2 separate regions of the Homo sapiens genome follow, and region 1 is linked to region 2. Evidence: chromatin loops called from intact Hi-C (ENCODE). Cell type or tissue: thyroid gland. All regions are shown on one strand. Each heading gives the region's core, and the rest is flanking DNA. Links, peaks and the distances in the headings are about the cores only.

Region 1 (5,375 bases), core at 75-5,074, 59 kb before region 2:
ATCCTCCTGCCTCAGCATCCCAATTAGCTGGGACTACAGGCAAGCACCACCACACCTGGCTAATTAAAAAAAAATTTTTTTTTGTAGTGATGGGGTCTCACTTTGTTGCCCAGGCTGGTCTCAAACTCCTGGGCTCAAGCGAGCCTCCTGCCTCAGCCCTCAAAGTGCTGGGATTACAGGCATGAGCTACCACACCTAGCTTGAATTTTTTCCGAGTTTGGAATATTTGCATCATACTAATCAGTTCAGCATCCATACTCCAAAATGTCTGATGAGCTTGCTTGCTTGCTTCCTTCCTTCCTTTTTCTTTCTCTTTCTTCTCTCTTTCTCTTTTTTCTTTCTCCTTCCTTGCTTTTCTTCTTTTTCTTCCTTTTTTCCTTCCTTCCTTTCTTCTTTCTTTCTTTTTCCTTTTCTTTCTCCTTTCCTTACCTTTCCCCTTTCCTTTCCCATGCCCTACCTGGTTTCATACTCACATCAGCCCAATCAGGCGGGTGGTGCCATGTCCTCCCCCTTCCCCTCCCCCGCCTCCTTTCCCCCTCCCTCTCCCCTCCCCTTCCCTTTCCTTTCAAGATGGGGTCTCGCTGTATTAACAGCCCAGGCTGGTCTTGAACTCCCAAGCTTAAGTGATTCTCCCACCTCGGCTTCCCAAAGTGCTGGGATTACAGGTGTAAACCACCATGCCCCACATCCGATGAGCGTTTTCTGTGAGCATCATGTTGGCACTCAACAAGTTTTGGATTTTGGAGCATTTCAGATTTTGAAATTTTGGATTAGGGCTACTTGACCTGTATTATCATCCCCATTTTACAGACGAGAAAACCAAGTCTCAGAGAGGCTAAGTGACTTGCCAAGGTCCTTCAGCCAGTAGCTGGTGCAGCAGAATGTTGAACCCAAGCAGTCTGGGCCCATAACATGTATGGCATACAATTCAAAAATTACTAGTCACTTTATTATTTTATCATATGGAAAGACAATAAGATGACACCATCAAGTTATGTTTTTAGGAGAAAAATATCACCTACCACCCGAGTACCACCCCTGGTAGCAATGTTTTTTGTTTCTTTGTTTTGAGGCAGTCTCATTCTGTCATCCAAGCTGGAGTACAGTGGCTCGATCATAGTTCACTGCAGCCTTGATCTCCTGGGCTCAAGCAATCCCCCAACCTCGGCCTCCCGAGTAGCTGGGACTACAGGCGTGCACCACCCCCTGCTTGGTTAACTGGTAGCAGTTGAGTCATATTTCCTTCTTGTCTTTTTTCTTAAGTGTGGTTTCTATTTGTTGGCGATTTTGCTGTGTGGTAGAGTCGTGCTCACCCTGCACCCACGTGGGCCTTTCTTAGCTTAAAATGGAGAACATGCCACCACCTGCCTGACTGGGCTGATGTGAGTATGAAACCAGGTAGGGCATGGAAAGCCCTTGCTTTGGTGTTAAATACACAGGGGTGCTGTGTATTTAATATATTCCTCCTACAAGAAAAGGAGGGGCTGGGTGAAGTGGCCCACACCTGAAATCCCAGCACTTTGGGAGGCACAGGCAAGAGTATTGCTTGAGTCCAGGAGTTTGAGACCAGCCTGGGCAACATAGCGGGACTCCATCTCTACACAAAAATACAAATATTAGCCAGGCATGGTGGCATGCACCTGTAGTCCTGGATACCTGGGAGGCTGAGATGGGAGGATCTGGGAGGATCGCTTGAGCTCGAGGAAGTCAAGGCTGCAGTGAACGAAGATCATGCCACTGCACTCCAGCCTGGGCTGGACAGAGTGAGACCCCATCTCAACAAAAAAAGAAAAAAAGGAGAGCTCTTTGACTCCTACCTCTCCCTCTCATTTGCCCTCTAATCAGCACTGCCCAGCAGAACACTCTGCAGTGATGGGAATGTTCTAGTGCAGAGGTCAGCAAATTTCTATAAATGTCCAGATAGTAAATGTTTCCAATTTTGTGGTGTTCATGTGGTTTCTATTGCCATTGCTCCTCCTCCTCTCTCTCCTCTTCCTCTTCCCTTCACCCTCTTCCCTTGATAAAATTTACAAATCATTCTTAGTTCAAGAGTGATTTGAAAACAGGCCCTGGGTTGGATTGGGCCATCATTGGCCTACCCCATCCTAAATGTGCACTGTCCAGTACAGTAGCCACTGGTCACATGTGGCTTCTGGGCACTTGCAGTGTGGCTAGTGCAAATGAGAAGCTGGATTCTTAATTGTATTTAATGTTGCATAAGGTGAGTTCAAATAGTTACATGTGGCTGGTAGCTGCATGTTGGATGCACAGCTCCAAATGACTGACAGCCCTGACAGCCCTGTTCCATTGCTCTGAAAGGGCCTGTGTTCCCTGGAGGGGGATGGCTGGGCTCGTGGGCCATGGGAGCTGCCTGGCTGGCAGGCCTCTTGGGCTCGCTGGCATTTCAAGAGCTGTCTGAGGGCAGCTGGGCGAGCCATCCTGCCTCTGGAAGAGCTTCAAGTGCCTGGTTCCTAATTGGTTTTGTTTATTCCAAGAGAGCAGGCCTCACATCATTGACCGCCCATGTCCCAGGAGTGCCGGGGCTTGAGTATCTATAGTTTGGGGGTGGCCTGCTGTGGGGGGGTCTAGTTGCTGTGGTTACACCTTGGTTCCCTTTTCCATCTGGGTTTAGATGTCCTAATTGGCCTGATATTTCAGGAATAGGAAAATGGTATGGAGAAAAGGAGTGAGTGAATAGGAAGGAATGGAGGACCAAGAAATGCAGTCAACACCCTGCAGCCGGTTTATTGCCATCATGGCACAAATAATAAAAGCTGAGTTTTTTTTTTCTTTTTTTTTTTTTTTGAGACGTGGTCTTGCTCTGTTGCCCAGACTGTAGTGCAGTGATGCAATCACAGCTCGCTGCAGCCTCGACCTCCTGGGCTTCAGCAATCCTCCCATCTAAGCCTCCCAAGTAGCCGGGACTATAGGCAGGTACCATCACCTGGATAACTTTTTATTTTTTGTAGAGACTGGGTCTCCCCATATTGCCCAGGCTGGTCTCTAACTCCTGGGCTCAAGTGATCCTCCTGCCTCTGCCTCCCAAAGTGCTGGGATCACAGGCGTGAGCCACCACCCCAGGCCTGGCTGAGATTTAAAAAGCTGACATTTTAAAGTGTTGTTACCCTGGTTAAAATCTCCTGTTTACAGAATAGGAAAAGTCTGAGAGGAGTGATATGTATACTCAAGGAGTTGGCCAACTCCAGAGCTGCATTCCAAACTACCCACCTCCTGAAACAGGACTGACAGGTGGGAGGTTTAGCTTCAGACTCAGTATGTGAGTCTGTAAAATGATTTTTCCTTGTGGGCCTCAGTTGTCCCATCTGTAAAATGGGGGAAGGTTTGAATTGGACTAAAAATCTTCCCTACCCTAAATGGTAAGGACACAGCACTGGGAGATATATACTCCCTGCCCTAAAGCTATAAGGATCCCCTTGATTCCACTTTGGCCTGGTTCTGGCTACATGCCAGGACTCATCGTGGACACAGCCTCGTTCCTGTAACCATGGGAGATTAAGTGTTAGGAAGGTCTTACAGATCTGGATGGTGAAACTCTTTCCATCCATTCCTTGGGTAAGTTGCTCTTCCTCTTGGTGTCATGCTTTCTCATCTGTAAAATTGGGATCATCACACTTTCCTTTTATTGGGGTTTAAATGACACAGGTATTTGCGTGGTCAGCATTTGGTCAGTGTTAGGTGGTGACAGTAGGATGTTGTGTTCAATTCCAGGAAGCAGCATATTCCTTGTAGGCTGGGCCTGTGGTACCATTTGGAATTGTGCAGTCCACAACCTGATCAACCATACCCAGCCATCTCAGGTGGCAATAGTGGTGTGTAGTGGTGGTTGTTGTTGCTTATTGTTATATTTACTTTTCCTGGAGTCCAAGGTCCCTAGGCCAAGAGGAGGGGAGAGGCCTGGTTGGCATAAACCAGGGGCTCCCTAAGGCAGCGGCGCCTTAGCTCAGACTTCAGCTCACACCTCTCTGCCTAAGAAGTGAGCCAGTTCATTCCCTGTAGGAGTAGATAAGTTGAGACTCCAGCTGTGGTATCTTGAGCTGAAGCAGCCTCCCCTGCATTCCAGAGTCCTTCTCCCAAATGTCACTGTCCAGTGCTCTTGGGAGCCTAAACCCTCACTCTGCCTCTTTGAAGGCTTGGCCCCTCTCCACAGTGCCCATCCCTGATGCAATATCTCCTTTGCCTCTCCAGGGCTCTGCCAGCAGACAGCCTTGGCACACAGGCACAAGGGCTGGAGCCCAGAGATGAGAGTGCCCAAGGGAGGTAAGTGCACCTAGAAGGAACTTCCCCTGGAGTCCTGGCCCCTCCTGAGACCGCCCTCCAAAAGTCCCCTCCATGCCCCCAGCCTCCATGATTGGGTGCCTGGGCAAACTCCCCTGGCTGGTTTTCACCTTTCTGTTCAGCCAGCAGGTTGGAAATCTGGTACTAGAAAAAGCTGCATCCCAGCAAGCATCATAGAGAGATGAGCATCTTCCTTGTCTATTAGGAAGACGATTCTCCAGGTGATAGGAGAGAGAAGGCTGAGTCCCAAAGTGGGCGGGGGACTTGCCCAGTGTCACGGAGCAGATTCAAGCCAGAACCCAAACGCTGTTGTGTCCCGTTCTCCTAATGTTAGTGTTTTAGGTATGCTTTCTCAGTACCCCACAGGAGTTCCTTGGCCTTCTGAATAGCTTCCTTGAGAAAAGGGTATTATTATTCCTTTTTTGGAGAAGAAAGTAGAAGCTCAGAGAAGTGATACCTTTTGTCCAGATCACCAGCTGGCAAGTGGCAGCAGAAGTGAGATTTGAACCTTGGAGTGTAGTACTCCAAGTTAGAAGCCCTCACCTATCATCCTCACTGCGAGGATGCCAGGATACCTCCCTTGCCAGGGTCCAGCAGGGTGATGAGGGTGTTGGGCAGGCCTAGTTCCCTGGGCTGGGCCCTCTAGCTCCTTCCACAGTGGGGTCCCTAGCTCTGGGTAACCAGGAAGCTACTTTCTGCTTTGTGGGTTCCAGGCTGCTTTCTGTGTCCCAAGTCACCCTGCTTTTTCTTCTTAAGCCATCGTGCAGGTCATTGCTGTCTTCTGCTCACTTCTGACTTGCCTGCTTTGAGCTGTTTTCTTCAGCCTTGGCCTGGTCTGATCCAGGATTCCTGCCCTGGCCATGCAACCTTGGGCAAGCTGCTTCATCTCTTTGAGCTTAGATACTGCAGGGAAAATGCTTTAGCAGAGTTTATGCTCCATAATTTCGAACACCTTTGCTGAACATAAAATGCTGAAGCTGGCCGGGTGCGGTGGCTCACACCTGTAATCCCAGCACTTTGGGAGGCTGAGGCGGGCAGATCACCTTAGGTCAGGAGTTCGAGACCAGCCTGGCTAACAT
Region 2 (5,375 bases), core at 260-5,259:
GAGGACGTGGAGCTGTAGGCAGAGGAATCAAATAGCTTTTCCCTGTTTTCAAAACCATTTCTGTGTATCATAATGGAAGGGAGGAATTCGTGGCAAAAAGACTCCTTAACTTGCTTCATAGTTCGAATCAGGATTTGACATCTGTCTTTAAGCCTTCATCCAGTTCCCTGTGGAAAAGCATTTCCCCAGTATGGAATCGTCAAGGAAATGTTTTCTGCATGTGGGTCAATCTGAGGTATGGGCTTCACCTCAGGGCCTGACAGAATCTCAGCATTCTCAGACTTACCTCTCCTCAAGTCCTTTGAAACTGTTCCCAATGATGACCATCTTAGAAAGGGCATCTACTGACCAGTTACTCCATAAAAGATTGTTGTACAAGGCCGTCCCACAATGGAGCATGTAAAAGATGGTAGGCTCCCCGCGAATACTCCGTTTCCCTTCCTGGGGATACGATATTCACAGGTGTAAACATGCCCACAACCTATTCTTTACAGCAAGGTGAGGGAGAGGTAAGGATGGGGATAATCATGAGACAAACTAAAGGATCAAAAGGAAAAAAGCTCATTTTGTGGAACAGTTACACTCGTATATGAAATCTATAGTTACAGGACTAAAGAGTCAGGAAATCATGATGTCCCGAAAGAACTCATGTTTACTTAACAAATGTACACATTGTGTTCTCATGAACACAAAGCCCTGCACTGATGGAGGGGCTTCCTGGGTCTATGACGGCAAGAACAGGAGGGATAGTGATGTTACTTACCCCATGTATTTCCCCTGTGTTCAGTAATCCACACTTCCTATGTCACTTCCTGCAGATCTGCATAACTAAGTCCTCTTCCAATGTCCCTGAGGCACAATCACCCCTCCTGAGAACCACTGCTCTCTGGCCAAACTCCAGCAGGGAACATAAGGCCCTTTGTCTGACCCTTGCCCACCTCTGGCCTGCCTCTCCTCTCCTTGCAGCTTCCCTTGTGTTAATAACAAACTGGCAGTGGTTTCCTGAACAGCCAGCACTGCACAGCTACCTTCAATCCTGGTTCTGTCCCACTAGCAAACTCCTGGTAGACCTTCAAAGCCCAGCTCAGACCCAGGAATCCTTCCTCCATCCCTCCGAACACCTGTCGTAGTACAAGGTTCTGCCTCAGTATTTCATTCCTCATTCACTTGTTGACCATGGGCTCCCTGAACACAGGGACTGGCTCCCATTTTTCTTGGTCTCCCCAAAGCTCCCTGCCTAGCACAGAACAGGCACCCAGAAAGATGATCTGAACTGAGTGACAGTGTTTTAGGACCTTGCCAATATCAGGGAATGACTCTTCTCTCAACTGAGCCAAATTTTCATACATAATAAGCAATAAGATGGCAGTTTCAGCACACACACAGGAATCAAAAGATTCTAATCCCCAAGACAATACAAAACCGAAATCGGAGGGATTTGCTCATACTGGCTTTGGCCCTGTGCTTTAGGGATGCATTTCTTTATTCCACAGGTCTCAGAAATGTCAAATCCCAGCTATTTTGGGGGGTGCAAACATGGGCAGAGAATTAATCCACAACTCACAGCCAGGTGCTATGGGTTTGACTGGGTTATAGCATCAAAGAGGAATGCTGCATCCCCTTTTATTACCTCCCTGGGACAGGATAAAATCCAACCACAAAGACCTCACTTGAGGCACCTAGACTTTTATGTTTCAGTAGCAACAGCAAATACCAAGTTAGCATAATTTCCAGACAAATAATTCTCAAAAAAGTGGTGCAGACCTAACATGTTCTGGTTCATGCTATCTGTGTAATTTTTTTCTGATGGGCACAACACAAGCCAAAATGTAGGTAACTGATTGGCTGGTTACATCGTTCAGGCACTACAAAAGTGAGCAGGCGGTAAGAGAGGAATGGCTGCCACTGCAAAGAATGCTGGTGTCCACAGGCAGGGCCTGGGGTGAGTCTGGTCAGGATTTTTACAGTTCTGTCTGCTCCCCTTTAAACCACTTACCTCGTTCTCACTGAGAACAGTCACACCAAGGGTGTTAAGGACTTCAATTTCAAGTTGGCTAAACAGAGGGTCATATACCCAACAGTGACTTCTGGGAATCTAGAAGGGAAGAATGAGTTGTTTACTTCAACCCAAACATCTGTGTGCACCCATGTATAGGACCAGAGGAGGAGGAGATGAAAATGAATCCAAAAATGTACCTGGCACTTTTCCAACAAAAGCAGCAAAAACGTTAGCTGGTTTCTAGCTACGATGCAGGTGGCAAAGTTCCCAATGCCGTAACACACACACTTCAAATGGCAGGTTCCTGTGACCAAGATCTCTCTTGGGATAGAATCAGTGGCCACATCTGACTCCTCTGGCAATGAGTCAAGATGCAGGTTTCCAAAGATGTCTGAAAGAGTCCCCACAGGGGCCTTCAGTTGTTCCAGATGTTTTGTGAGACATCTATTGATGGTTTCTGAAAGAGCAGGCCCCCAAATGCAGTTAGAGGGCATGTTCTGACCCTGTGAACCAAATCATCCACAAAAGAAGTTCACATATTTGGGGAGAAAGAGATCAGGGCAGTAAAAGGTTTCAATTCTTCAGAGAGAGAGAGAAGCTGCCAGCCTCATTCCCAAACATGCCTGGACATACAGTCACATTCACCACCAATTGACAAACTGTCCCGGCCCCTGGACTCCCAAAACCCAAGAGCATGTTGCAAGCAGAAATTGGGTTTCACTCAAGGGCAGTTTCCATCTAAAACTCTAATGTGAACTCATTCTAATTTAACAAGACCCTCCTAGTAAATGTAGACTATGCTCTGAAATGCGTACTTTTAAAGTTGTAACAAACCAGGTGCTCACGCCTGTAATCCTAGCACTTTGGGAGGCCTAGGTGAGTGGATCGCCTGAGGTCAGGAATTCAAGACCAGCCTGGCCAACATGGCAAAACCCCATCTCTACTAAAAATACAAAAAATTAGTCAGGCGTACTGGCGCACAGCTGTAGTCCCAGCTACTTGGGAGGCTGAAGCAGAAGAATCACTTGAACCAGGGAGGTGGAGGTTGCAGTTAGCCGAGATCACACCGCTGCATTCCAGCCTGGGCAACAGAGCAAGACTCCATCTCAAAAAAATAAAATAAAGTTATACTCTGTTTAAGTCTTCTCATGTAGAGGTAGGTTCTCTTGTCTCTCCTTTTATTGTACTGGTACTGAATTTAGCAAAACAAAAAAAGCCGTGCATTCCAATAAGATACCAACTTTTCACTTAAGATACCAGCAAAGGGCCAGGCATGGTGGCTCACACCTGTAATCCCAGTACCTTGGGAGACCGAGGTGGGCAGATCACTTGAGGTCAGGAGTTCGAGACCAGTCTGGCCAACATGGTGAAACCCCATCTCTACAAAAATACAAAAATTAGCCAGGGGTAGTGGCACACACCTGTAGTCCCAGCTACTCAGGAGACTGAGGCAGGAGGATTGTTTGAACCCAGGAGGTGGAAATTGCAGTGAGCAGAGATCACACCCCTACACTCCAGCCTGGGTGACACAGTGAGACTCCGTCTCAAAAGAAAAAAAAAAAAAAAAAAAAGCAGCAAAGACATCTTTAAACAAGACCCCAAGCCAGGAAAAACTGGCTCTTCAGGTCAATTTTGATAAAAGAATTGGTGAAAATTTTCTGGATAACTTGACAATAGATATCAAGTTGGTCACCGCCTTTCATTTAATTCTACTTCTGGGAATATATCCTAAGAAGATCATCCTAAGTTTGGTAAAAGCTTTATGCATAAAGTTACTCATTGCAAAATTATGTATAATAACTTAAAAAGGCTGGTTGTGGTGGCTCATGCCTATAATCCCAGCGCTTTGGGAAGCTGTAGGTGGGAGGATCACTTGAGCTCAGGAGGTACAGGTTGCAGTGAACTATGATTGCATCATTGTACTCCAGCCTAGGCGAAGAGTAAGACACTGTCCTAAAATAATAACTGAAAAACAACAGAAGAAAACTAAATGTCCCACAATAAAAATGATACCTATGGTATGTCCACTCCATGCATAAATATTATGTCGCCACCCACACACTATGTTTAGGAAGAGATTATCACTGCACGAGGAAAAGGCTACATTGTAATATCATGGAAAAGGAACAGGATAAATATAAATTTCAGCAATAATAATGACAACATTTATTGCCTTGTATACAGCAGGCAAGCATTTAACTAAACAGCTTCAATTCTCAAAACTATAGGATATACACATTATCTCCATTTCACAGATAAAGAAACTGAGGATCAGAATTAAGTGCCAAAAGACATACAGCTGTAAGGGGCGGGCGGCGTTAGAACCCAGCAAGTTATCCCTCTGTGAAGCAAAATGTCCTCAAATGAGGACTGATTCTCTTTTCTGCCCCACAATCCCTACCATTGGCCAAGTGGTACCCACCTAGTGCTGAACTCCAGAAATCAGAGATAAACAGGTCCTTCCTGTTGAGAAAAAAAATGGCACAGTCATGTCCCACCCATCTCAGGGCTGCCCCAACAGTAACTTTCCTGATCATGACCTGAATGCTTACAGAATGAGGTGCCCTGCAATGCAGGGCCCACCCTTACCAAGTGATAGGAGGGGGATATATGTTGAATATGTCCAGAGCCAGAGCACATACTGCTGGGGCTCAGAGACTGCAGGAGAGAGTATGCTGGAGGAGGTCCTTGATTCCCAGAGAGAGATCTGGGTCTATTCTCAGTCTACAACAGAGCCTAGCATAGAATTGCAGCTCAATAAATGGTTGTTAAGTGCTCAGAATTAGCCTTTCTGAGCTTTAGTTTCCTCATCTCTAAAATGGGGATAAAAATCATTCCCAACACGGAGGAGTTTAGAGGCATAAAATGGGTTAACATTCTTAGCCCAGTGTCTGGCACATAGCAGGTACTCAACAAATGGTATTTGTTATTATAAATAGTTTTAAGGGGAAAGTAAAGAGACAAAACCAAGTGTCTGGGCTTTCTTTATTCAAGTCAACTGGTTTTACAGACCCAGAGCAAAAGAAAGTCAACAGTGAATTAAAATGAACTGGATTTAAACTGACAAGCCACAGCCAGAGACAGTGATTATGGGGTTCAGAAAGGAGTACAGAGAATTGAAAGTCGGCCCAGAGGCTGCTGCACGTTTCTCACAGAGGGTAGAGAGTTCTGATGTACACAGGAATGCTTTATGAACTGGTAAATGCGTACACAGATATGCGTGTAAAATGCTGGCTCAATCTCTACTCAGAGCGATGGTGATTGCACCACACTTGGGTGTTGGGAGAAGCAAGGAGCTCCTGGGGAATACTGAAGCAGTTGAGGAGATCGTGACAGTGTCAAGGGATATGAAAAATGCCTTGAGTTTTCCAAACCC

The links. Peaks named below come from ENCODE experiments on the same cell type or tissue, not always from the same donor. Only the 100,000 strongest peaks of a DNase experiment are listed, where the experiment ranks them.
Region 1: it touches region 2 in a loop (2.2-fold over the local background); 1 of 110 quality-filtered maps calls a loop at or near these places.

The regions. Positions count from the first base shown.
Region 1 is chr22:26,543,507-26,548,881 of GRCh38, reverse strand. It overlaps TPST2 (tyrosylprotein sulfotransferase 2), which reads left to right. Exons shown (of 7, transcript NM_003595.5): 2 at 4,207-4,278. Among named protein-coding and RNA genes, the nearest start is that of MIR548J, 9.1 kb to the left of the region's middle. In thyroid gland, for the core only: no CTCF peak of the experiment used is centred there; DNase peaks (open chromatin) are centred at 2,481, 2,849, 3,458 and 4,191; H3K27ac peaks cover 4,884 bases.
Region 2 is chr22:26,485,110-26,490,484 of GRCh38, reverse strand. SRRD (SRR1 domain containing) reads right to left here. Exons shown (of 7, transcript NM_001013694.3): 2 at 4,422-4,462; 3 at 2,197-2,456; 4 at 1,997-2,095; 5 at 287-441. Among named protein-coding and RNA genes, the nearest start is that of SRRD, 3.9 kb to the right of the region's middle. In thyroid gland, for the core only: no CTCF peak of the experiment used is centred there; DNase peaks (open chromatin) are centred at 2,284 and 2,946; H3K27ac peaks cover 3,692 bases.